Linked DNA regions of Homo sapiens: all the other regions are linked to region 3. The links are chromatin loops, found by intact Hi-C in ENCODE. Cell type or tissue: ascending aorta. All regions are shown on one strand.

Region 1 (8,000 bases), 450 kb after region 3:
TGGCAAAAAAACCTACGCCTAAAATTTCTCAAGCGGAAGGAAATAATTACATTCCACCCTTCAATGATACAAAACTCCTTCCAGTAAGAATTTCTAGTCGTAGCTGCTGCCTAGATATACTAAAAATTGAAACCCAAGTCCTGAGAATATGGTGTTCTTTCTTACAGCTTTCCTTGGCAACGTGTATTTCCCTGAAGGCAGAATGCGATCTATAGATTTCTGAGCATCAATATATAAAGTGAGATCATTACATATCATGGATATAGGAAGAGAAAGGAGAACGTGGAACCAAAAATAATTCTCAAATATAAGTTTGGGGAAACCAGCAAGATAGCCGGGATCCTGGGAAAAGAAAGGCTAGTGGGAGTGGGTGGTGACAGAATGATTTGTTCCCAACTGCCAGGCAAACAAAACCATCAATTTCTTTTCTGCAGGTTTGCCAGAATAATCCATACAATTTCTGGGAAATCGGGCCAGGCGTAATGGCTCACATCTTTAGTTTTCTTGGCAGGAGGTTTTCTTGAGGCCAGGAGTTCAGGACCAGTCTGGGCAACAGAGTGAGATCTTGCTTCTACAAAAATATTTTTAAAATTAGCCAGGTGTGGTGGTCTACACCTGTGGTCCTAGCTACTCAGGAGGCTAAGGCAGGAGGATTATTTGAGCCCAGGAGTTCAAGGCTACAGTGAGCTATGCTCGTATCACTGCACTCTGGCCTGGGTAAGAGAGTGAGACCCCTACTCTTTAAACAAACAAACAACAGAGTTTGGATGATGCAGCCAATTCTTTCAGAAACATTTCTTCCAAAAATAATGTATAAATAAGTCATCCTAATCTATTTAAAATCCAATTCTCTGCAGATGACTCAGAGTGAACTAAGAATGTAGATAGAAGACTTCAAAACTCCTGTCTTGAATTCCCCTGTTCCCGCCGCCACTTTTAATCTTTCTGGTTGAAACTGGGATGACAAGGTTCACAAAACCACGGATATTGCCAAATTCCCTTTTTGTTCTTTGAGCCTTGATTTCCCACAACTGGTGGTAAACGGAAGGTGAAGATTACTATTTTTTCTTCTGATGAGAAGTTATAATACTCATCTTTCCTGTTGATGTCATTTCCAGGCCATTCCAGCAACAACAATGTCCTTGACAGCAAGAAAAAGAGCGTGCTGCAACAACAGAACTGGAGTAAGTATGAAGCAGTCGGCGTGGAAGCAGAAGTGCATGAACAGTTATTGCTACCTAAGCAAAGCCACACTGAGTCACTCGCATCTACCGAATCACAGTGGGGCTCCACTGACAGAGCCACAGCCTTAGAAACATGCTATTTTTATTTATTTATTTAGAGACAGGGTCTTGCTCTGTTGCTGAGACTGGAGTGCAGTGGTGCGATCTCGGTTCACTGAAACTTCTGCCTCCCGGGATCAAGCAATTCTCCTGCCTCAGCCTCCTGAATAGCTGGGACTACAGGTGCACACCATCACGCCCAGCTAATTTTTGTATTTTTAGTAGAGATGGGGGTTTCAACATGTTGGTCAGGCTGGTCTCAAACTCCTGACCTCGAGTGATCTGCTCGCCTCGGCCTCCCAAAGTGCTGGGATTACAGGTTTGAGCCACTGCGCCTGGCCTGAAACATGCTATTTAGGATGATTATATAGAAGTAGAAAAAGTGAGACGGGTTTTTTTGTCCCACAAACATTTAGAGTTGGCCTTCTGTCCCTTCCTCAGTCTTCCGTGGATTGTCCTTTCCTCAATCTAAAGGTTTTCAAAGAAAGGAGATTGGTAAGTCACGCCCACAGCTGCAATCAATTTCATAATACTCGGGTGTGATATTTTTGTGGCGTATATAAAATACTCAGGGAAAATGTACTCAGTTCTCTCATGCAATGACAGACTGGTTTGCTAGGATTAGAATGACAATTGCCTTTATCCAGTTAAATTAAAGGAGCTGCCAGGTTTTTTTCCCCCAAAACATTTAATGCCTACCCACTATGTATAAAGTCGTAACGAAGTTAAAAGTAAATTAAGATTCATTAACCGGAGTGTCACTCTGCTCAGAACACTTTCAGAGATGCTGTTTCATTTAATTCTCTCAAAACCCTTAAGTGGGAAAAAGTAAGAAGTGTGTTTGATTGACGAAGGAATGGACGCTCAGAGAAAGTAAATAATTTGCCAGTGTAGCACACTAGTAAGTGGATTTTTATCCAAACCCACTGGAGCACCCCACAATTCATGATCTTTATACCATGAACATGGCTATTAAGCAACATAAGGACTCTCACAATTCCCTGTGGAAGGGGTAGATTGACAGCAAGCAGTCACAGTAAATCTGCTTGGCTGAGCTTGAGCTTTCAGAGCAATGGTTCTCAGATGGATGGGAACATTAGGCTGGGCACGGTGGCTCACAGCACTTTGGGAGGCTGAGGTGGGAGGATCACTTGAGGTCTAGAATTCAAGACCAGCCTGGCCAACATGGTGAAACCCCGTCTCTACTAAAAATACAAAAATTAGCTGGGCACGGTGGCCCATGCCTGTAATCCCAGATACTCAGAAGGTTGATGCAGGAGAATCTCTTGAACCCAGGAGGCAAAGGTTTCAGTGAGCCGAGATCACATCACTGCACTTCAGCCTGGGCAACAGATGAGTAAGACTCTCTCAAAAAAAAAAAAAAAAAAGACAGATGGGGATATTAGAATTATCTAAAGAGATTTAAAAAAATACCAGTGCCTGGGTGGCCGCCAGAGATTCTGCATCAGTATTTTTCAAAAGCACTCAAGATAATTTGGCCAGGGGTTAGAACCACTACTTAAAAAAAACAAACCAGATATTTCTATCCATAATGGAAGATTCATATTTTTAAAAATTACCCTTTTTCTGACATTTGATATTTATCTAGGATTACAATAATTATGCTAATTAGTTCTAGTCTATTTTTGTCTGAATACATTTTAGGTATTCAATAAACACTAATTTTCAGTTTCCCTTCCCTGTCACTTTTCTTTGTAAACGATAATAATTTGGAATTTGACTTTGTATCTTTTCTATGTGGTGTTCACAACATTCTTGACATCCTGAGACATTTCTGAATTCCTGAAATCAAAAATATCAAAACACTTATATAGGCTTTTCCGATAGGTGTATCCTCTAAGAACTGGTTTTTATGTCGTATCTGGTGTCTTTGAGGCCTAGATAAGACCAAAACATGAGACAAGTGGCAAAGGCAACATCTTGGGAGGAAGGGAAAGGGTTGACCAAGGCTTGTCCCCTATTTTAACTGTTCTTTGCTTCTTCCCTTTTTCCAGTTCTTATTTTTGCTTCTGAATACAAAATGGTTTTGCTGAATCATTTAAGTGAATCCCCTTTAGGGGAAATACACATGCCTGGAATCACTTTCTAAAGCCAGGCCTTTTGTAGGGATGAGAACTCAAAGATAATATGGCTGGGTGCGGTGGCTCACGCCTGCAATCCCAGCACTTTGGGAGGCTGAGGTGGGCGGATCACTTGAGTTCAGGAGTTTGAAACCAGCCTGGCCAATATGGTGAAACCCTGTCTCTACTAAAAATACAAAAAATAAAAATAAAAAAATTAGCCAGGTGTAGTGGCGGGCATCTGTAATCCCAGCTACTTGGGAGGCTGAGGCAGGAGAATTTCTTGAACCCAGGAGGCAGAGGTTACAGTGAGCCCAGATAGCGCCACTGCACTCTATCCTGGGAAACAAAGAAAGGCTCCGTCTCAAAAACAAAAAATTATATATATATATATATATAAATAATAGATGGCGGCCAGGCGTGGTGGCTCACGCCTGTAATCCCAGCACTTTGGGAGGCTGAGGCGGGCGGATCACAAGGTCAGGAGATGGAGACCATCCTGGTTAACAGGGTGAAACCCCATCTCTACTAAAAATACAAAAAATTAGCCGGGCGTGGTGGCGGGTGCCTGTAGTCCCAGCTACTCAGGAGGCTGAGGCAGGAGAATGGCGTGAACCCGGGAGGCGGAGCTTGCAGTGAGCCGAGATCATGCCACTGCACTCCAGCCTGGGCGACACAGCGAGACTCCGTCTCCAAAAAAAAAAAAAAAAAAAAATAGATGGTTAAAAATAAACACCATGGCACTTCTTGATGAGTACATTTAAGTAACTGCACAAGTCACAGTAGCATGGAAGAATCAGGATTTGAAGTAGACTCCAAATCCATCATTCTGAACTTTTGGCTGGAAGAAGAATAGTGATTAAAGTGTTTCCCAGCTGTGAGAGCCTGACAAGTTTTGTCCATCTCCATGATACACAGTTTTCTCATCTATAAAATGGAAATAATAATAGTATCTACCTCTTGGGATTATGAAAAGAATTAAATGAGATGATATATGTAGAGCACAACATCCCTCAACACAACTCTATAGGTAGCCACCTTATTCTGCACTCATAAAAGGCAGGTCTCAAGAACACAACACACAGACCCTGTGGGAGCTGCATTATCCCAGCAAAGAAAAAGGAAAAGCATTCCCTCGCTTCATTTCTGCTGATTTTGAAATAATCATCAGTGACTAACAACTTCACTGAAACAATACAAAAGTTTCCTTCTTTTTTTTTTCTTTTAGAGATGGGCTCTTACTACGTTGCCCAGGCTAGTCTCGAACTCCTGGGCTCAAGCAATCTACCCTCCTTGGCCTCCCAAAGTGCTGGGACTACAGGCATGAGCCACTGTGCCTGGCCTAAGAGCTTATTTTTGGAAAAACAAACACGAACTTTCATTCAGTTTCCTATGCCAAATTCCATGCCTTCTTCTGCTCTCATGACTGACTCACGAAATAAAGATGTGTACAATCTTTCTAACACAGTGGCTCTCAACCGGCGGGTTATTTTACCCACCCACCTCCACCCCAAGAGGATATTTGGCAATGCCTGGAGACATTTTTGGTTGTCAGAACCGGGCTGGAGGTGGCAAGGCGTCGGGGGATGATATTGGCATCTAGTGGGTAGAGATGAGTGATGTTGCTAAATATCCTACACTGCACAGGAAAGGCCCCACAGCGAAGTGTGCAAATGTCATTGGTGCTGAGGTTGGGAAGTCCTGTTCTAACTCTATGCTGTTGACTGATCACTGTGGGATGCTGGCCACTGGCCACTTAAAGCATCAGGGCCAAATTCACTTAAAGCATCAGGGCCAAACGCTTGCGAGCCAAGAGACCAGACATGAAGATAAACGTAGTTAAGATCCAGTCAAGATTCTATGAAGTAGGAAGTACATAAAACAGGGAGGAACTAGATCTCAGTGGTCAGAAGAAACAGATGAGACTCAGGAATATGAAAGTTGAGATTTTCCAGAGACAGTGACAAGCCAAACCATCTTTTTTTTTTTTTTTTTTTTTTTTTTTTTTTTTTTTTTTTGACAGAGTCTTGCTCTGTCACCCAGCAGGAGTGCAATGGCACGATCTCGGATGACTGCCTCCCGGGTTCAAGCGATTCTCCTGCCTTAGCCTCCCAAGTAGCTGGGATCACAGGCATCCACCACCAAGCCTGGCTAAGTTTTTGTATTTTTAGTAGAGAGGGGGTTTTGCCATGTTGGCCAGGCTGGTCTTGAACTCCTGACCTCAGGTGATCCACCCACCTTGGCCTCCCACAGTGCTGAGATTACAGGTGTGAGCCACCATGCCCAGCCCCAACCATCTTTTATTGAGTGTAATCAAATAGCAGAGACTGCCCTCTGCCTTTTTGTATCATTCACACCTAATAAACTGTGATCTTAAGATCCAGGATTTTAGGGCGACTGGATTTAAAAAAGACTGTATACGCTCCTGAAGCTTGAAACAGATCAAGAACATGTCATAACATGTGCAAATGGCTCTATTTTATTTTTCAGATGTTTCTTTCATCACTTTTCAGTGTGATCACAGTCATTGGTGCTCTGTATTGCATGCTGATATCCATCCAGGCTCTCTTAAAAGGTCCTCTCATGTGTAATTCTCCAAGCAACAGTAATGCCAATTGTGAATTTTCATTGAAAAACATCAGGTAAGTAACTTGATTTTCACAGGCTTACTGTCTCACACAGTTGAACTAGTTTGATTAGATTAATGCAGTACTGGAACAATGCCATGTTTTTATTTGATGCAACTGCCGGGACAAACGGATTCTTAGGAATTTTAGTACATTAACGCCAGTTAGCACAACTCCACATCAAAATGGAGGAATCATTAGATTTACAATGCTCTAAAAGGACTTTTAGATATTGTCTAAAAGGACTAGTTGATCTCAAATGGCTTATGCTTGTCTTTCAAAAATCTACAGTTACATATGTGTATGTATATTAAAAAATTATGCAAATATACACCAGAAACTTAACTTTCATCCTTGGAGAATGGAAATAGGGGATTCCCTTTATGAGAGTGAAGAGAACATTTACTTTCTACACTTCTGAACTAATTAAATTTGTCAACCATGAGCAAATATTACATTTACAATTTAAAAAATTTAATAAAAACACAATAAATAAAATGCAGAGCCTTGCCTGTAGGCTTAAATGGAAGAGCAACCAATGGATTCATACAGATATGCTATAAATATACTGTATGCATGGGAATGAATCCAAATTTTAAGTCATGTAATAACAAGTAATACTGGAGAGTTACATGTACTTAATAAGTGGCTCATTTTAGTCTTTTAAGTACATCATTCTGTGACTGAATCTAGACACAATTTGTAAAAACTGGAAGAAAAAAACTATCTAATCCATTACCTCTCTGTATAGCCTGCTCAGTTTAGCAAATAACCAGAATTTACTTTTGTAGTTACATACAAAAAATTTTTTCTCCTTTTCCCTTACCTTGCTACATTAAAAAAGAAAGTCCCTCAAATTTTGTGTAGCATATTTGTTTTGAACCAAAACCCAAGGAAGGCCAGGCACAGCGGCTCACGCCTGTAATCCCAGCACTTTGGGAGACCAAGGCAGGTGGATCGCTTGAGGTCAGGAGTTTGAGATCAGCCTGGTCAACATGGTGAAACTGCATCACTACTGAAAATACAAAAATGAGCCAGGCGTGGTGGCACGCGCCTCTAGTCCCAGCTACTCAGGAGGCTGAGGCGGGAGAATTGCTGGAACCCAGGAGGCGGAGGTTGCAGTGAGCCAAGATCAAGCCACTGCACTCCAGTCTGGGTGACAGAGTGAGACTGTGTCTCAAAAACAAAGCCAAGGAAAGTCTCCTTGCTAATAGACTTGAAGTAAAGGGTTAAAGATTTCTACCACAGATGCTATGCACATTAAATCCCCAGGGAATGACAACAGCCCACAATGTACCAGGCACCAGGCTACGCTCTGCAGACAACAGCGCTCAGATATTCTCAGCCTAGTTGCGGAGATGGGCTAGGCTAGCAAAGTTACAAGAGAGTGATCCTTGGCTTGCTACACATTTCACAAAACACTCATATTCCATGTGCTGAAAATACTGTTGTTTTCCCAGGTTGAATGTCAGTTGCTGATATCCAGCAATGCAAACTCCCTAAGAACATTCCATTTTACTCTACAGTAAACAAACAAAAAATCATCTTGAGATAGATGTATTAGGGCTAAAAGTTTCTCATTTTCCACAGCCCCGTTAAGAACAGGCACATCACTTTAATCAGACATATTTAATCAGTAAAAACTGTACATCTGGTTGAAGAACGGACGCCACGCTGTAGTTCTGCACTAAGAACTGAGCTCATTTAATGGGGGTGGCGGGGGGTAGGGGAGGCTCCTTAGTTTTTATATCTAGCAAGTAGAAGAGTATCTGAATAAATAAAATAAATAGGTTGAACCACGAAAAACTGTTGACATTCAACTATTTCTGACATCCCAAAACAGCAGTTTCATACCGTTCAACCTAAGAGAAGATGTACCATAGAGATGCTTGTTAAATGATGGGCTATATAAGTAATAAAAGTTTTGTAACTAGTAGAGTATATGGACACATGCTCAGAAACCCTGATCTCTGTCATTTCTGGGCACGATATTTCAAAAGTACATTCGT
Region 2 (8,000 bases), 100 kb after region 3:
GAGAGGCTGGCCCCCTTCAATCTACCAGCCTGGCTAAACACATTATGGGAGGAGGAAGAAGAGGAATTCTGCTGAAGGACAATAAAGGATCAGGTACTGAGATTAATTTGTAAGTAGTTCTCTTTGACTGTGAGAGGGTCTATTCAAGTGTGGTTACATTCTTACTCTTACAAGGAGGGGAAGGAAAAACCATAGTTCCCCTTGGTGGGTCTAGATCTTAGGCAGACAGAAGACTTCAGCTTCTTCAGAAGAGACCTTGTCGGGGAGATCAGACAGACCCTTAGGCTTCTGCAGTTCGGTATCTCAAGGCACTGTATTTTGTGTTATCGGTTTATGAGCTCCAACATCTGCAACTGATTTATGATTGGGAGTGTTGGATGGTCCCAGTACGGCAGGTCACAGCTTCTCTCCAACTCTCTATGTGTTTTTTACTCATTCACTCAGCAAATATGTGGCTGCTCTATTAGGCCAGTTATCCAGCCAAGATAGAAATCTAAAGATAAGGCCAGGTGCGGTGGCTCACACCTATAATCCCAGCACTTTGGGAGATCGAGGCGGGCAGATCACCTGAGGTCAGGAGTTTGAGACTAGCCTGACTAACATGGTGAAACCCTGTCTCTACTAAAAATACAAAAATTAGCTGGCCGTAGTGGCAGGTGCGTGTAATCCCAGCTACTCGGGAGGCTGAGGCAGGAGAATCCCCTGAACCCAGGAGGCAGAGGTTGCAGTGAGCCAAGATCGACCCATTACACTACAGCCTGGGCAACACAGTGAGACTCCATCTCAAAAAAAAAAAAAAAAAAAAACTAAACAAATATTTGCCTTCAAAGAGTTAACATTTAAGAGTGAAACAGATAAATTAGCCTACTTGCAGTAATCCTAATGTGAGATTTTCTTTGCCTGGCCACCTTTTCTCCACTCCTATATCAACTATTCAAATAGACTTTTTTTTTTTTTTTTTTTTTTTTTTGAGACAGAGTCTCACTCTGTCACCCAGGCTGGAGTGCAGTGGCGTGATCTCGGCTCACTGCAACCTCCACCTCCTGGGTTCAAGCGATTCTTCTGCCTCAGCCTCCCAAGTAGCTGGGATTACAGGGGTGTGCCGCCACGCCTGGCTAATTTTTGCATTTTTCGTAGAGATGGGGTTTCGCCATGTTGGCCAGGCTAGTCTCGAACTCCTGACCTCAGGTGATCTACTCACCTGGGATTACAGGCGTGAGCTACCATGCCTGGCCTTGTATAGGTTTTCATGGACATAATTGCAGCCACATTTTTTAGTAACAGTGCAAGAGGAAGTATAATAGGGAGGTACACAGTGTTGAGCAACTCCCTAATACACTATGGCTCCCTCTCCTACTGTTCTCATTCAGCCTCCCTGTAGGTTCTTTCCCAAGTTGGAGCTCCAAGCCTCAGGCTTAGTCATCTTCTCCATCCTCTTCTCAGTGGGATCCACGGCACTTACCACTTTCTAACACACTATAAAATTCACTAACTCATCATGTTTACTATTTATGTTCCCTCTATATACCCCATCCCAAGCTAGAATGTAAATTACAAGGCAGAGATTTTTAGCTTTGTTCACGAATGTATCCCAAGCACCTAGGACAGTGTCTGGCACATAGTTACTCAATAAATAACTTCTTAATGAACAAATGATTTTTTTTTCTTTTTTGTGTATGGGTTTATTTGAGACAGGGTCTGGCTCTGTCACTCAGGCTGGAGTGCAATGGTGTGATCTCAGCTCATTGCAACCTCCACCTCTTTAGGCTCAAGCCAATCTCCCACTTCAGCCTCCCAAGTAGCTGGGACTACAGACGCATGCTACCACGTCTGGGTAATTTTTGTATTTTTGTAGAGACAGGGTCTCACTGTGTTGCCCAGGCTGGTCTTGAACTCCTGGGCTCAAGCGATGCACCCACCTCGGCTCCCCAAAGTGCTATATTACAGGCATTAGCCACTGTGCCCAGTCAGAATAAATGATTTTAAAACAATTTTGTATTATGGAAAATAAACATATACAAAAATGGAAAATAGTGCAATCAGTTTCTAAGAACTACTGCCCAAGTCAACAATAATCAACACACAGCCAATCTTTTGTCATCTATGACCCCATCCACAGCCTTCTCCCCACACAGTCGTATGGGATCAAACTCAAATGTCATGTCATGTAATCTGCAAATGTGTCATTTATGTTTCTATGCATGAATGAATGAATTCCTCAATATCTCTCTCTGATTTAGACTGTGGCTATGAGATATTAGAGAATCAGAGTAAACTTCTCAAGGTCCAATTTGAACTCATTTTCTTCAAGAGGTGTGAAGGAAATCATGACACCTTCAGCCTTTAAGAAAATTTCACAATATTCTTTGGGAGGACCCAGCAATTTGCAAGGTTGCACAATGAGCAGGGCACTCCTACACCTAAGGTTCAGCTCAGGACTTTTCACAAATCATAGGAAGATGAAAATAGAAAACGCAGAGTCGTAGGACAGAGAACCAAGACACCTCGGGGTGTTTTAATCCATTTCACTTCCACTGGTAGCCCTTAGAAGCCACGCAGTGTTTATCTTTAGGGAGGGTTTTTCAAGTCCACCAAGAGATGAACAGAAATAAAAATATTTTTTCCATTTTAACCAATAAGAACCTTGTAATGCTTTAAAAAAATTCTCTGTTTAATAAGAAGTTTCACTTTAATATATAAACTCTTTGCAGGCTAAGCGTAGTGGCTCATGCCTGTAATCCCAACACTTTGGGCGGGCAAGGCAGGAGGATCCTTTGAGCCCAGGAGTTCAAGACCAGCCTGGGCAAGATAGTGAGACTCTGTCTCTACCAAAAAAAAAAAACAAAAAAATTAATGTGACGTGGTGGCACCCACCTGCAAGCCCAGCTACTTGGGAGGCTGAGGCAGGAGGATCAGTGTGCCTGGGAGATTGAGGTTGCAGTGAGCTGGGGTTGCACCACTGCACTCCAGCCTGGGAGATAAAGTGAGACTTTGTCAAAAAAAAAAAAAAAAGAAAGAAAGAAAGAGAAAAGAAAAGAAAAGAGGCCAGGTGGCCGGGTGCTGTGGCTCACACCTGTAATCCTAGCACTTTGGGAGGCCGAGGCGGGTGGATCACCTGAGGTCAGGAGTTTGAGACCAGCCTGGACAACATGGTGAAACCCCATCTCTACTAAAAATACAAAAATTAGCTGGGTGTGGTGACGGGCGCCTGTAATCCCAGCTACTAGGGAGGCTGAGGCAGAAGAATTGCTGGAACCCGGGAGGTGGAGGTTGCAGTGAGCCAAGATCGTGCCATTGCACTCCAGCCCGGGGCCAACAACAGCGAGGCTCCATCTCAAAAAAAAAAAGAAAGAAAGAAAGAAAGAAAAAAGACCAGGCGCGGTGGCTCACGCCTGTAATCTCAGCACTTTGAGAGGCCGAGGCAGGCGGATCACGAGGCCAGGAGTTCGAGATGAGCCTGGCCAATATGGTGAAACCAAACCCCGTCTCTACTAAAAACACAAAAATTAACTGGGCGTTAATTTTTGGAGGCTGAGGCAGGAGAATCGCTTGAACCCGGGAGGCGGAGGGTTGTAGTGAGCCGAGATCGCGCCACTGCACTCCATCCTGGGCGACAGAGGGAGACTCTGTCTCAAAAAAAAAAAAAAGAAAGAAAGAAAAGAGAAAAGAAAAGAAAAAGAAGAAGAAAAGAAAAAATTGTTTGTATCAGATTTTCAAAGTGCCAGGAAACCATCCCACTCTACCTCCTTTAAAAAAAAAAAGTGCAGAGTGATTATAACCACTGGCTCTGGAGCCAGGAGCCCCAACTAAAACCCAGGCTTCTCTATTTACTAGGCCTACTTCCTTCCGCCTCACTTTCTTCATGTGTAGAGTGGGGGTGACAGCCAGCCAGCCCTCTCTCCTAAGCTTTTGGAGAGAAATAAATGGATTCATAAGAAAGGACATATTTGTAAATAAAGCAAACGATCGCTGTTGGATTCAGGCCCTCTTGCTTCATTATGCTGAATGTCAGTGTATTACTTAAGTTGTTCCTTTCAGCAGAGTTGACTGTTTCTGCCCAGAAAACCGGCCCTGGGCCAGGAAAATCTGGGCTTCCACACTGGGATGAAAGGTCTGGACGCCCGGATTCGCATATGCAAAGCGTGGGGGCGTGGCCCCGGGCTCCGGGCCAGGCAGGCTCCGCCCCCTTCCCACCAAGAGCGCCTGGATCCATCCGACAGCCGCGGGTGCGTGGTCGTGCGGCAAGTGAGCGATTTGGTGAACAGACACTCCCTTCTGTAGGTAAGAATATCTCGGGGGGCGAATTAATTGAAGAAGCACCGTCATCCCTCGGTCTTAGCAGTGTCGCCTCTCTCTTCCCGGGTTTGGAGAGCTGGGGGCGGGTTCCTGGCTCTGCGGGCCTGGGCTACACTCTGAGCCGCGTGAGGAGCTCTCCCCCTACGCCGCAGCCCGCGTGCTGGGATTCACCCAAGTGGGTTTGTCTGGAATTCCCATTTGCAGCCTTCTGGAAGCGCAGATTAAATAAAATCATGATTCCCGTAAAGTGCCAGCACCTCCTATGGTTACATCCCACGTTCACAGATTTTAACTGAAAAGGCATTTTAGCATAGAATTCCAAATTCCAATCCAAGGATGGAGAAAAGGTCCTTCCTAGTGGGAAAAAGGAAGGTGAGTTTGAATTTAAGAGAGCAGGGGCTTTTTTGGGAACCACTTGAAATTTAGTTAATTGAAACTAAAAGAAAACGCAACTACACCTTACAAAAACACTGCTGGAAAGGATACCTAAGTCATCAAATAATAAATAGTGTGACAGCTGTTTACCAAATCAATGTCGCTGCCGCAAATGTGCAAAAGGTTGGGACTTTCGGAGTGCTTCAAGTTTGAAAAAGGTAAAGGAATAATGTTTTCTAAAAGTACTCTCAGGCCAGGCGCAGTGGCTCACGCCTGTAATCCCAGCACTTTGGGAGGCTGAGCGGGGCGGATTGCTTGAGGTCAGGAATTCGAGACCAGCTTGGCCCTGGGATGAAACCCCGTCTCTACTAAAAAGGCAAAAATTAGCCGGGCATGGTGGCGGGTGCCTGTAATCCCAGCTACACTGGAGGCTGAGGCTGAAGAATGGCTTGAACTTGGGAGGCGAAGGTTGCAGTGAGCCAAGATTGCACCACTGCACTCCAGCCTGGGCGACCCAGCAAGATTCTGCCTCAAAAAAAAAAAAAAAAAAAAAAAAAAAGCACTCTCATGTGTTTTGCTCCTATCAATATTGAAACATTGGTGTCTCCTGTGGCAAAAGGTGTTTTTTTCATCGAGGCACATATATTAAATAGACCAAAACATAACTTCCCAAATATCTTATAAGATTATCCTAGTAGTAGCTGAAATGGACAAAAATACCAATTTCCTTCAGTCATTATTGCTAATAGACCAACAACACTCTTTTAAGGTTGTGTAATGGTAAATGCATACACATTTATTTAACATGCACACAGGGAGAATCAGAGTGATTGATTACCCACCCTGCAACATGTCTCAGAAGCTTATAGACTACCCTGGCAAATGAGGTTACGGGAGGGAGCCGAAGAGCATCCAGCAGAAGTGGATGGGCTTCTGCTAGGGAGCATGAATGGGTCAGGGGAGAGAATAAGCTACATTATCTTGTGAATGGGTCTGTTCAGGTGTGGGGTATATTCTTGGTCTTACAGGGAAGGGAAAAGAAACAGTTGTTCCTTTTGGTGGGTCTGGATCTTAGGCAGACAAAGGTTTTTTTGAGCTGGGAGCCGGGAAGGTCAGAGAGACCTTGAGGTCTCCAGCATGTCAAAGCCCCATATTTTGGGGTATCGGCTTCTGAGTCCCGGCACTTATTAGTGACGAAACTGATGAGTCTGTAGTAGCCAGATCAAAGAAGAACCCAAAGAATGGGTACATTCGTAGATCAGGAATATTGAATAATGAAATATAGATCAGGAATATTGAAACTGGTTTTCCATGGGGGAAAGGAAGACTGTTGTCCTTCATGGGATAAACCTTATTTGCATGTCTATAGACAATAATTACTTAACATTGCCATCAGTTGTTAAAATTTACAGAGTTGTAAAATAGCTCAAATGACCTCTAATTTTTCTTTAATCCAGTTTTTTCCCTACAACACCACCTTCTCTCAGTGCATTTAATCAGAAACTTTCACTGCATCTCAAGGATTAGATGTCAGCTGACTTTCCTTTTTTGTTTTGTTTTGTTTGGGGTTTTTGAAATTTTTTTTTTTTTTTTTTTTTTTTGAGACGGAGTCTCGCTCTTGTTGCCCAGGCTGGAGTGCAGTGGCTGGGATCTCGGCTCACCGCAGCCTTGACTTTCCCTGTTCAAGCAATCTTCCCACTTCAGTCTCCCAACTACCTGGCACTATAGGCACACACCACCATGCCTAGCTAATTTTTGTATTTTTTATAGAGGTGAGGTCTCGCTATTTTGCCCAGGCTGGGCTCAGTTGACTTTCTAAGCCGTTTTATGTTTTTCTTAGTTTTATGGTTTTCTTAGGCATATTCCTCCTGCTCTCCCTAAGACTAGATTGATCTGAACATAGACATAACAGAATAAACAGAATTTGGAAGGAAATGATTAATTTACCAGCAAACACCTCATGCAAATTAAAAGGAATGGTACCATATATGATAAAATAAAATCTGAAGCATCTTAAAGATCACTTGGGCTGGGTGCGGTGGCTCACACCTGTAATCCCAGCACTTTGGGAGGCCAAGGCAGGCGGATTTCTTGAGGCCAGGAGTTCAAGAGTAGCCTGGCCAACATGGCAAAGCCCCATCTTTACTAAAAATAAAATTTTAAAAATATCACTTGTTTCTGCTCTTACAAAAACAAACAACAGAACTATTCTGGCCCACATACTGAATATCTGGGTCTAGTTTACGTCTTTGGAAGTTGTGTGGCATGCTTTATTTCAGCAAAGATTTTTTTTTGGGGGGGGTGTGGGGTTTGACATAAAGGATTATAGATGGGTGATAAGGCTACTTTGTAGTTTTTTGAGAGTCTAGGTCACTTAGCACAAAATTCTATAGAAGCTAAATTAGGTGACTTTAGTAAGAATAGTCAGGGCAAGGCCAGGCACGGCGGCTCACACCTGTAATCCCAGCACTTTGAGTGGCTGAGGCGGGTGGAGCACTTGAGGTCAGGAGTTCAAAACCAGCCTGACCAACAAGGCAAAACCCTGTCTCTACTAAAAATACAAAAATTAGCCAGGCCTGGTGGCGGGTGCCTGTGGTCTCAGCTACTCAGGAGACTGAGGTGGGAGAATCGCTTGAACCCAGGAGGCAGTGGTTGCGGTGAGTGGGGAGATTGTGCCACTACACTCCAGACTCCAGCCTGGGTGACAGAGGGAGACTCTGTCTCAAAAAAAAAAAAAAAAAAAAAAAGAATAGTCAGGGAAAGGTGTTATTCATGTATTTATCTCTCTAATCACTTGTATTTCAGAAAGATCTGGATCTGGGTGTCTGCTTTTTTTTTTTTTTTTTTTTGGATGGGATTTCAAATGTCATCGGCTGCAGAAGAGGGTGGGCCCCAGTACATAAAGCCACCAGAAGTGGATGGGCTTCTGCGTATAAAGCTATTGCTCTTGGCAGCTCTGTCTGAAGGAGGAGGACAAGAGACTCCAGGGTATGGAAAGGGATTTTCATAGTGGCGGGCAGCAGGAAGGAGCAGAAGTTGGACCTGAAGGCAGGAAGCCAGCTTGGTTCTAGAAAGAAAGAAACTGGGGGCACAGAAAAAAACAGGTAACTCAAGGGATCCTCCTGCCTCAGCTTCTGAGATTCAGATTCTATCTGTATTAACTGAAAAATGTTATATGTGGCCAGACTTACAAGGTTTATTGCCCTGTCCTAGCTTTGCGTTACGGGCACTGTTTTCATCAGAAATGTTCTGGGACAGACTCAGTTTCAAAGATCCTGTTCAGTTTTCCTATTATACGGAGGCCTTGCCCTGATGTGGACTTTAAATTT
Region 3 (8,000 bases):
AAAAATAGAGTTCAGAGCTCATATTCCAATGAGGTACATTGGCAATCTTAGCAGATGATATTAACATACAAATGCTTAAATAATCTAAATATTATTAATGACATGATTACTACCCAAATCTTTGTATTCATCTTTTCTTTCTCATACTGCTAGTGCTTCCGTCCCAATTCTCCTTTGTGCCTCCAGCTGAACTCCACAATGCCCCCCATGACCTTCAGTGGAAACTTTTTTCTGTTGTAAAGCAACTTCTCTGTCCTTCCATCTTCCACTTCTCCATCTCCTGGCTTCATCTGAAATCAGATTTTATGGCAAGAACACTACTTCTCCCTGGGGTCTTCTCAACATGAAGGGGCTCCTCTCTCACTCCTCTCCCACCACAGGGCCAGGAGTGGGTAGAGACCAGTATTCTTGTGCTTCCATGATGGCACTTTCTCATTCCTACACACCTTTCCCATCATCTTCTTTGAAGCATATGGATGTCATTAGACCATCCACTTCCCCTCCCGCTGGCTGTCAGTTAATGGCCTTGATCAGTTCTTCAGCTCAGTGTTCCCTTTCATTCCTGTTGACATCAGTGTGGACCACTTTGTACCCATGTGGCATAATGCCACTTATTCAGTAGCCTTGTCCCCTTGCATAGTAAATTCCAATCCAACCCAGCCTCTATTTCTAAGTAGGGTCAAAGAACATGCTAAATAACACCACAGGAATGCAATTAACAAAACCCACAAGGTGGGAAACCACAGAACAAATGTCTTGGTTTCTCCAAAGCATAAATTTCAAAGGAAAAGGAAAGGAGATGGGGGCTGGTGGTGAGGAGCTCTCAGATTAAAAGCAAAAAAAAAAAAAACAAGCCAAACAAATGAAGTGTGTGGACCTCTTTCGGATCTTCATTTACACCTTCATCTACATCTTTATATCTTCATTTAAAGAAAAGATGGATGCAAATAATGTTTTTTAAAACAATTTTTTTTAAAGCAAGCAAGAAAATTTGAACACTGGACATTGGGTGATATTAGAGAATTAGTGTTGATTTTTAAATCCATGTGAGGGAAATTGTATGTTTTTAAAAGTTCATATATATATATATATATATATATATATATATATATATATATGTACATATATAGAGAGAGGGAGAAGTACTTATAAACAAAATAATTTAATGTCTAGAAATTGCTTCAAAGTAATCCAGGGGGATAGATGGGAAGAAGTGAGTTGGGTGGTGTAGATGTAACAAGATTGGCCATTAGTCAGTTGAATCCAGATGGTGGATACAAGGGGGATTTTTATATGATTCTCTCCACTTTTGTACTTTCCATAATAAAAAGTGGAGGGAAGCAGGGCATGGTGGCTTATGCCTGTAATCCCAGCTCTTTGGGAGGCTGAGGCAGGAGGATGCTTGAGCCCAGGAGTTCAAGACCAGCCTGGGCAACATAGTGAGACCCCAACTCTATATTTTTTTAAAAAAGAGGGAAAAAGTAGAGGGAAAATCAATGGGAATGACTCATCCATCCTGGTAGCCTTCCAGTCATCGCCCTGCTACCCCACCACTTGAGTTGCACACCCACAGTCACACACTTGGACTTTGGCCCCTGGAGCTGCTCCAGCCCCTCCAGCCCTCCCATTCTCCTGCTCTTTGACCACATTGAGGCCTTTTATCTGAGGGCCTCCCCATACTCTCTCAGTGTCTCAGATACCTTTGGACCTCATCTCCTGTCTCTGGTCTAGACTGCATGGTTCAGCACTTTAACCCCTCTCTGAACCTCTGTCATTGACTCTTGCCCTCTTGTCCTTGCACTGTGCCTAGATGCAAAGCCTGACCCTAAACTAGTCCAACTAGTCACCACTGTCTATTCTTACACCCAAACTGCAGCAGGCCACCTGGTGTGTGCCAATGGAAATCACAGCAGCTTAGTTATCTCCGACTTCAGTGAACCCCAACACTGTGGAACAACCTTGAGTGTACCCCTGTGTCCTCTACTGACTATCTCAAAGCTTCTCCATTCATGTCAAAGCTCACTCATCACTCTCAAAAGGTGACTAGTCTTTCACCAAGAAAAGCAAGACCACCATATTCAAAGTCTGTCAACTTCCTCCATCCCAAATTGCAAAATTCTCCCCACCTACTCCTGCTCTTTCTTGAGTGAATTTTGTTCCGAAGGAAGAGATGACTCAGCTGAACTGTGTTCTGGAAACCCGCCTTTTGAGAGAAGTTGAGGTACCATTTGTTACTCTTCCAGAATCTTCAACTCTTTATAATATCTTCAATCTCTCTCTCATTCTCTCTCTCTCTCTCTCTTCTCCCTGACTCTTTCAATACTTTTCCATCTAAAGATAAAAGGCTCCCCTTCTAGCTTTTATTTCCTCTTACCTTCATTGCCAAACTACTTGTCACCATTCATTCTTCAACCCACTGTCATTGGGATTCTCTCTCCTACACTACCTCACTGAATACTCTTACAGTTACCAATGACCTACAGATTGCCAGGGGCAAGACATTATTCCATCCTTATCTTACTTACCTCTTAAGATGACACTAATGGAAAGCACCAGGGAGGCACCGAAGAACTTGGAGACAACTCTGAGAATACAGCAAGTCAAATCCACACATAGGGCCTATGGCTATGGCCAGACATCAGCAGTCTTACACAAGAGACTTTTGGAAAATATATGACCAAAAGCCTCAGAATCATTCAGATGGTTAGAGTGTATTTAGGAGACAGGACTAGACTCTTACATAAACTAGCAGTGGTTCTCAAGAAGACTGTACAAACAGAAAGGGCTACTTAGCCCAGGGGAGAGCAAAGGCATCCTGTGGGGTCACCTCAGAGAGTCAAGGGGCTTGATGAAAGTTTAAAGGAGACCTTCACCGTATCACTATTGCTTGAACCTAAGAATGAGAGTGAATTCATGTACTATACATGCCATTAAAAATAAGTTCAGAGACAGAAGATTCTAGTAAAAGAAGTCAAAAACCAAAAAGTAAATGCTGGATAGTTCCATATATATGAAATCAAGAAAAGGCAAATTAATCTATTGTGAAACAGATCAGAACAGCTGCTACCCCTGGGTTCTACAAATGGAGGGGAACATGAGAGCTCCTTCCCCTGCTGTGTTGAAAACATTTACTGTCTTGAAGGAGGCAGGGTTGTTTCACAGGTAGGTGCATATGCAAAAATTTATTAAGCTGCACAATTAGGATTTGTGTATCTGGGCCAGGTGAGGGGGCTCACACCTGTAGTGCCAACACTTTGGGAGGCCGAGTTGGGCAGATCATGAGGTCAGGAGTTCGAGACCGGCCTGACCAACATGGAGAAACCCTGTCTCTACTAAAAATACAAAAGTTAGCCAGGTGTGGTGGTGGACGCCTGTAATCCCAGCTACTCAGGAAGCTGAGGCAGGAGAATTGCTTAAACCCAGGAGGCAGAAGGTGCAGTGCAGTGAGCCGAGATCATGCCACTGCACTTCAGCCGGGGTGACAGAGCAAGACTCCATCTCAAAAAAAAAAAAAAAAAAAAAAAAAAAGATTTGTGTATCTTACTGCATATAAATTATACTTCAATTAAAAAGTAAATAGGCTTTTTTTCCAAAATGAAAAAAAAAAAAGAGAGAGAGAGAGAGCTGTGAATTGGGAGTGGCATCCCTAATCTAAGATCATATTTAATCCAGTGAAAACTAGAGCATTAAATATTCAAATTACATAGCTGAGGCCCTGCTCTCTGATCCCAGCCTTAACAAACCAGCTTTGTGATTCCAATTTGACTGCTCAGGTAGCTTGCTTCCCTAATCTAGCCATGTGCTTGTGTCCGCATACTTGACGCTTGGATGCTTTCGTTGTTGATTAATAAATTGGCATTCCAGCCTGGAGATTTCAGTCTTCAGAAACTCACTTAATACTTATTAGTAGTCCTGGCCTCAAAAGATTCAGACAGCTTCAGAGTGCTAACAAAATTTTCTCCTTTCCTGACTCTACAAGCCTTACCTGCTGAGGCCTTCCAGCAATGAGACAAATCTGCTGCCCCCTGAAAATGCCTTGCTTTGACTGTGCTGTTCCAACAGTGACTGATGGGGAGGAGAGAAGGGGTGTCTGGGATAAGTCCCAGGCTTCACAATCCCACCTCTTCTGCCTTTTTTTTTTTTTTTTTTTTTTTGCCGTGGCTGTGACTGAAGTTCACCATTTCTCAGCCTCCTCATTGCAGCTGTCTCTGGTACCTCTGCTTTCCATCCACCCCACCTCCCTTTCCTCTGCCGTGCAGAGACAACATGTATTTTGACCTTTACAGTGGTTTCCCAAGGGCTCCATGGTCAAGCCCAAACCACCACACGTAGTTGAGATAACAGTTTAACTTAATCTGCAGCTACTCCACCCCTGCCCCACTTGCATATACTCCTCTTCATCCGGTATTGCTCAAGGGTGGCGCGATTGGCGTTTGGGGTGGGACAATTCTTCATTGTGCAGAACCATCCGTTGCATTCTAGTGAGTTTAGCAACCCTGGCTCCTACCCTCTGAATGCTTGTTGTACTCACCCTCAGACATTGTGACAACTACACATGCCCGCAGATATTTCCAAACACTTCCTGCTGTCCCTTTTCCAACTAGCTACTTCCTACTGATTCTTCATACCACAAGTATTGGGCTGAATCTTGTGAAATTGTCATCTTCTCAGGTCAATGACATCAAATATTGGCTACTTAATGTGATTCAACTGCATAGTACTTCTTCTGGAAGCCCTCACGAATGATGCCCAATGATTTCATTATTAAAGTGCTTACCACCAAGTGTTGTAAGAGCTGCTTTACTCATTCCTGCCTCTCGCCACATTGCTCAGCCTTAAATATCTAGCAGCAAGTTATTAAGTTTTAAGTCACTTCTTCTCTCTAGCACTTGGCACGGTGCCCAGCACATACTGAACCTATGTGTGATGATGAATCAACACACAGGATGTTGAGCATACTTTCCCTGATGATTCAATGTTGCTGTTCCTGAGGATGCAGACGCCCTTGGGGACTATTGAGCCACTTACTCTTTTTTGGCTCCACATCAAGTGACCCACCACTGCCCTACTTTATGGGTTTATGTGTCTTGATTTTGCATCATATCATCAGCATGCCTGCCTCCAGTGATCCTGTGTGTCCTTTGGAATCCGAGGCACTCTGTGAACCTTGATGCATGAATGTAGTGATAGTAACTACTGGTTCAGAGTCTTTTCATCCTGATTGCTGGGCTCTTACCAGGTTTCACACGTCTGGGGGCTCCCCGCTGGTTAGCAAGGCAGCCACTAAGAACTCTCTGAATAGTCATTTTCCTTTCGGAAACTGCTTAAAGATGACTCGGGAGGACTTTTAAATGGAGAAATGTTCGTATGCTGAGATCCTGGCTGGTGACAGAAGGATGGAAGAAGTGATGCCTGAAGGTATATTCTAAATGGTTGTTGTGTCCCTGTAGTCAAAAGGTGTGTGGGCATGGTTTCTTATTTTAAACAGTTTTCTTAAATCAATAAACATTGGGTTATGAATCTCAGATATAGGATCTTTTTCAACTTTTAATCTGGACGACTTTGAATTAAAGAAAAAAAAGAACAACTGTTCCATTATAATTCATGTAAAATCAAGTCCAGGGCCATGAGGGGCCGAGATAAAGGGAACAACTAGAAGTAAGTGGAGGATATAATTTCTCAGAAAATTCTTATATTTTCTGTGCCTGGAAATGGTTTCAATACACATCATAAAAATGATATAAAACTCAATCAACAGAAGAACTTTTTGTTTCTTTATTTTCAATATTTGTCTTATTAATATTTTTCTTATTTTATAATGCAATTACAACAATTTAGGAGACAAAACAATATAAACAAAAGAATGTTAAATAGTTTTTTTTAAAAAATAGCTTGTTGCTTGCAAGAAAGTCCATATAATCTTATTCCCCCCCAAATATAATTTTATACTTTGCACTAAACCAAAATAGCTTATGGAAAATTAGTATTAAATAGCTAAACACAGAAAACCTACAGCTATAAATAACATAAAATACAGTTTAACTTTAATGTGATGCTTAAACAAAGCAAACTATGATGCAATATGAATCAACTTCATTAATTGGACAAGTCCAGTGAGGCACAAATTAGATAAGCACTAAACCCTCCATGATGTGCAAGTGAAACCTCCAACCCCAGCAAGGTTCTTTCTGTTCTTGGGCTATGTCCAATTCCATTCCAGAAAAGCCACAGTTTTTACATGTTCTTGACTTTTTTACTGTAAAATGAAAAAGAAGAAAAGTGTAAGTAATGACAAGGTGACTGCATGGTGGGAATGACTTTGGTACCTAAAGGTTGCTTCACCTGCCCTTAATCTCAACTCAGTATGTCAAGCAGCTCAGAGTTCAGATGAGGAAATTGAGGTTTAGAGAGGATGGCCCTTGCCCAACCTAACTCAGCTCATTAATGACAGAAACAGGCTATGGACACTTATCTTGTGTCTCCAAGTTCAGTATCTATGGCATGCTGGTGTTAGGTGCCTTCTGTCCATTGATAAAGTGTTACTGTCTATTATTGTCAACGTAAATCAGAACCATTGATCTCTGTTTAACTAATGTTCATTTTTCAGTTTTTAACAAACAACCAAATGCCAGATTGCCTTTAAATTATATAAATAGTAGGCATCTTTGCAACAAGAATCAGGCAGCTAGTAACTATCAAATGCATAGAGAAATCTAATACATCATGTAAGAAATCACTAAATTAAAATAATAATAACGATGATGATCTGTAAGTGGAAAAATGCATTCTTTGTTTTTGTGGTCCAACTCAAATTTTCCCTTTAAAAATTCCACAATAGTTAAACTAAAGAATCCCAGAAAACCTACGGCCCACCCCTTTGCACACTCCTCTTTCCTCAAACATTTGCAAAGGCTAAATGTCAGTGTAACATACCTGAGGAGACGCACAATATATTTCACCCAAGTCTGTTTTGGATTTGCGCACACAGACAACTTTTTCTTTGTGTGAAAGCTGAAAAATCAGAAAATTTGATTTGTGTTTAATGAGCTTTTCAATGGGTTTTTCATAGAACATACAATGGAAATTTTATATTCCAGTTGATTACACACTAAACATTTCAGTTGATGAGGTAAAATAAAATGCACAAAAAATGCTTCTGATGAAGATTAATGCAAAATCAAAGTGATTCTCTCTTTCTCTGCAATGTAACAAATAATAGTACAATGGCAGGAAGATAAAGTCCCAGAATTGTCATATAATTTTGCTATTGGTGGTTACATAGAATATGTATGTATCTGATCAATAACTTGTATAATTCCAAAATATAATATCCTATATAAATCAAGAAAATTATATGTGATAGTATAATTAGTCTGAGATTTTACTTTTGGTCTCAAACACTTTCTGGTAGAAGATGCTCATTTCGAAATGTGTATCTTCCCTATTTTCCTAATATATCACTTTAATAGCCTTAGAAAGTGATTTTTGCCCTATACTAGTTCCGTTTGACCAAAAAAAATTTTTAAAAAAGGTTTTGCCTTATTCCAGTCCTGTTTAAAGTGAACTTTAAAGTAGATATGTACTAAGACAAAGCTATCTTTGCCACATCATTTCTTTCTCTTTAAAATAAGATCTTATGTTCAAAACATCAGTAATTTCTGAATGAAACTCTAAAAAGGCAAACATTTTTAAAACTGAAGTTTCTAGGTATTCCTGATACAACTGAATTAAAATCAATTAATAACTTACATGATAGCATTGATGTCACAGCCTTCATTGGCCAGCTGCCGTGTGAAGCCCACAATAAATTTAGGATGAAGAATACGGTCTGTGTATCCAAGACAGCAGTCAAAGTTGCTTGCTGCTAAAAAAAAAAAAAAGTGAAAGGTATTGGATCCACATGAATAAACTTATCCTGTGATTGGTATTATAAAACTACCTTAAGTTGTGAAAAATCTAGTGAATCTCATGTATATGACGAATAAACCACTTAGAGGAGG

Evidence for each region. Peaks named below come from ENCODE experiments on the same cell type or tissue, not always from the same donor. Only the 100,000 strongest peaks of a DNase experiment are listed, where the experiment ranks them.
Region 1: it touches region 3 in a loop (4-fold over the local background); 4 of 110 quality-filtered maps call a loop at or near these places.
Region 2: a loop joins it to region 3, with 3 times the contacts of the local background. A loop is called at or near these places in 4 of 110 quality-filtered maps.

The regions. Positions count from the first base shown.
Region 1 is chr2:227,364,099-227,372,098 of GRCh38, reverse strand. TM4SF20 (transmembrane 4 L six family member 20) reads left to right here. Exons shown (of 4, transcript NM_024795.4): 2 at 1,119-1,184; 3 at 5,855-6,006. Among named protein-coding and RNA genes, the nearest start is that of TM4SF20, 11 kb to the left of the region's middle. RefSeq lists an enhancer at 326-1,525. In ascending aorta, no CTCF peak of the experiment used is centred here; DNase peaks (open chromatin) are centred at 1,208 and 4,848; H3K4me3 peaks cover 819 bases; H3K27ac peaks cover 5,080 bases.
Region 2 is chr2:227,714,224-227,722,223 of GRCh38, reverse strand. It overlaps SLC19A3 (solute carrier family 19 member 3), which reads left to right and starts at 4,196. Exons shown (of 6, transcript NM_025243.4): 1 at 4,196-4,281. RefSeq lists an enhancer at 3,779-4,665. In ascending aorta, no CTCF peak of the experiment used is centred here; a DNase peak (open chromatin) is centred at 4,143; H3K4me3 peaks cover 1,334 bases; H3K27ac peaks cover 1,278 bases.
Region 3 is chr2:227,815,318-227,823,317 of GRCh38, reverse strand. CCL20 (C-C motif chemokine ligand 20) reads right to left here. Exons shown (of 4, transcript NM_004591.3): 2 at 7,750-7,864; 3 at 6,934-7,011; 4 at 5,762-6,256. The coding sequence ends at 6,235. Among named protein-coding and RNA genes, the nearest start is that of CCL20, 5.5 kb to the right of the region's middle. RefSeq lists an enhancer at 4,340-5,539. In ascending aorta, no CTCF peak of the experiment used is centred here; DNase peaks (open chromatin) are centred at 4,467 and 4,897; H3K4me3 peaks cover 632 bases; H3K27ac peaks cover 1,844 bases.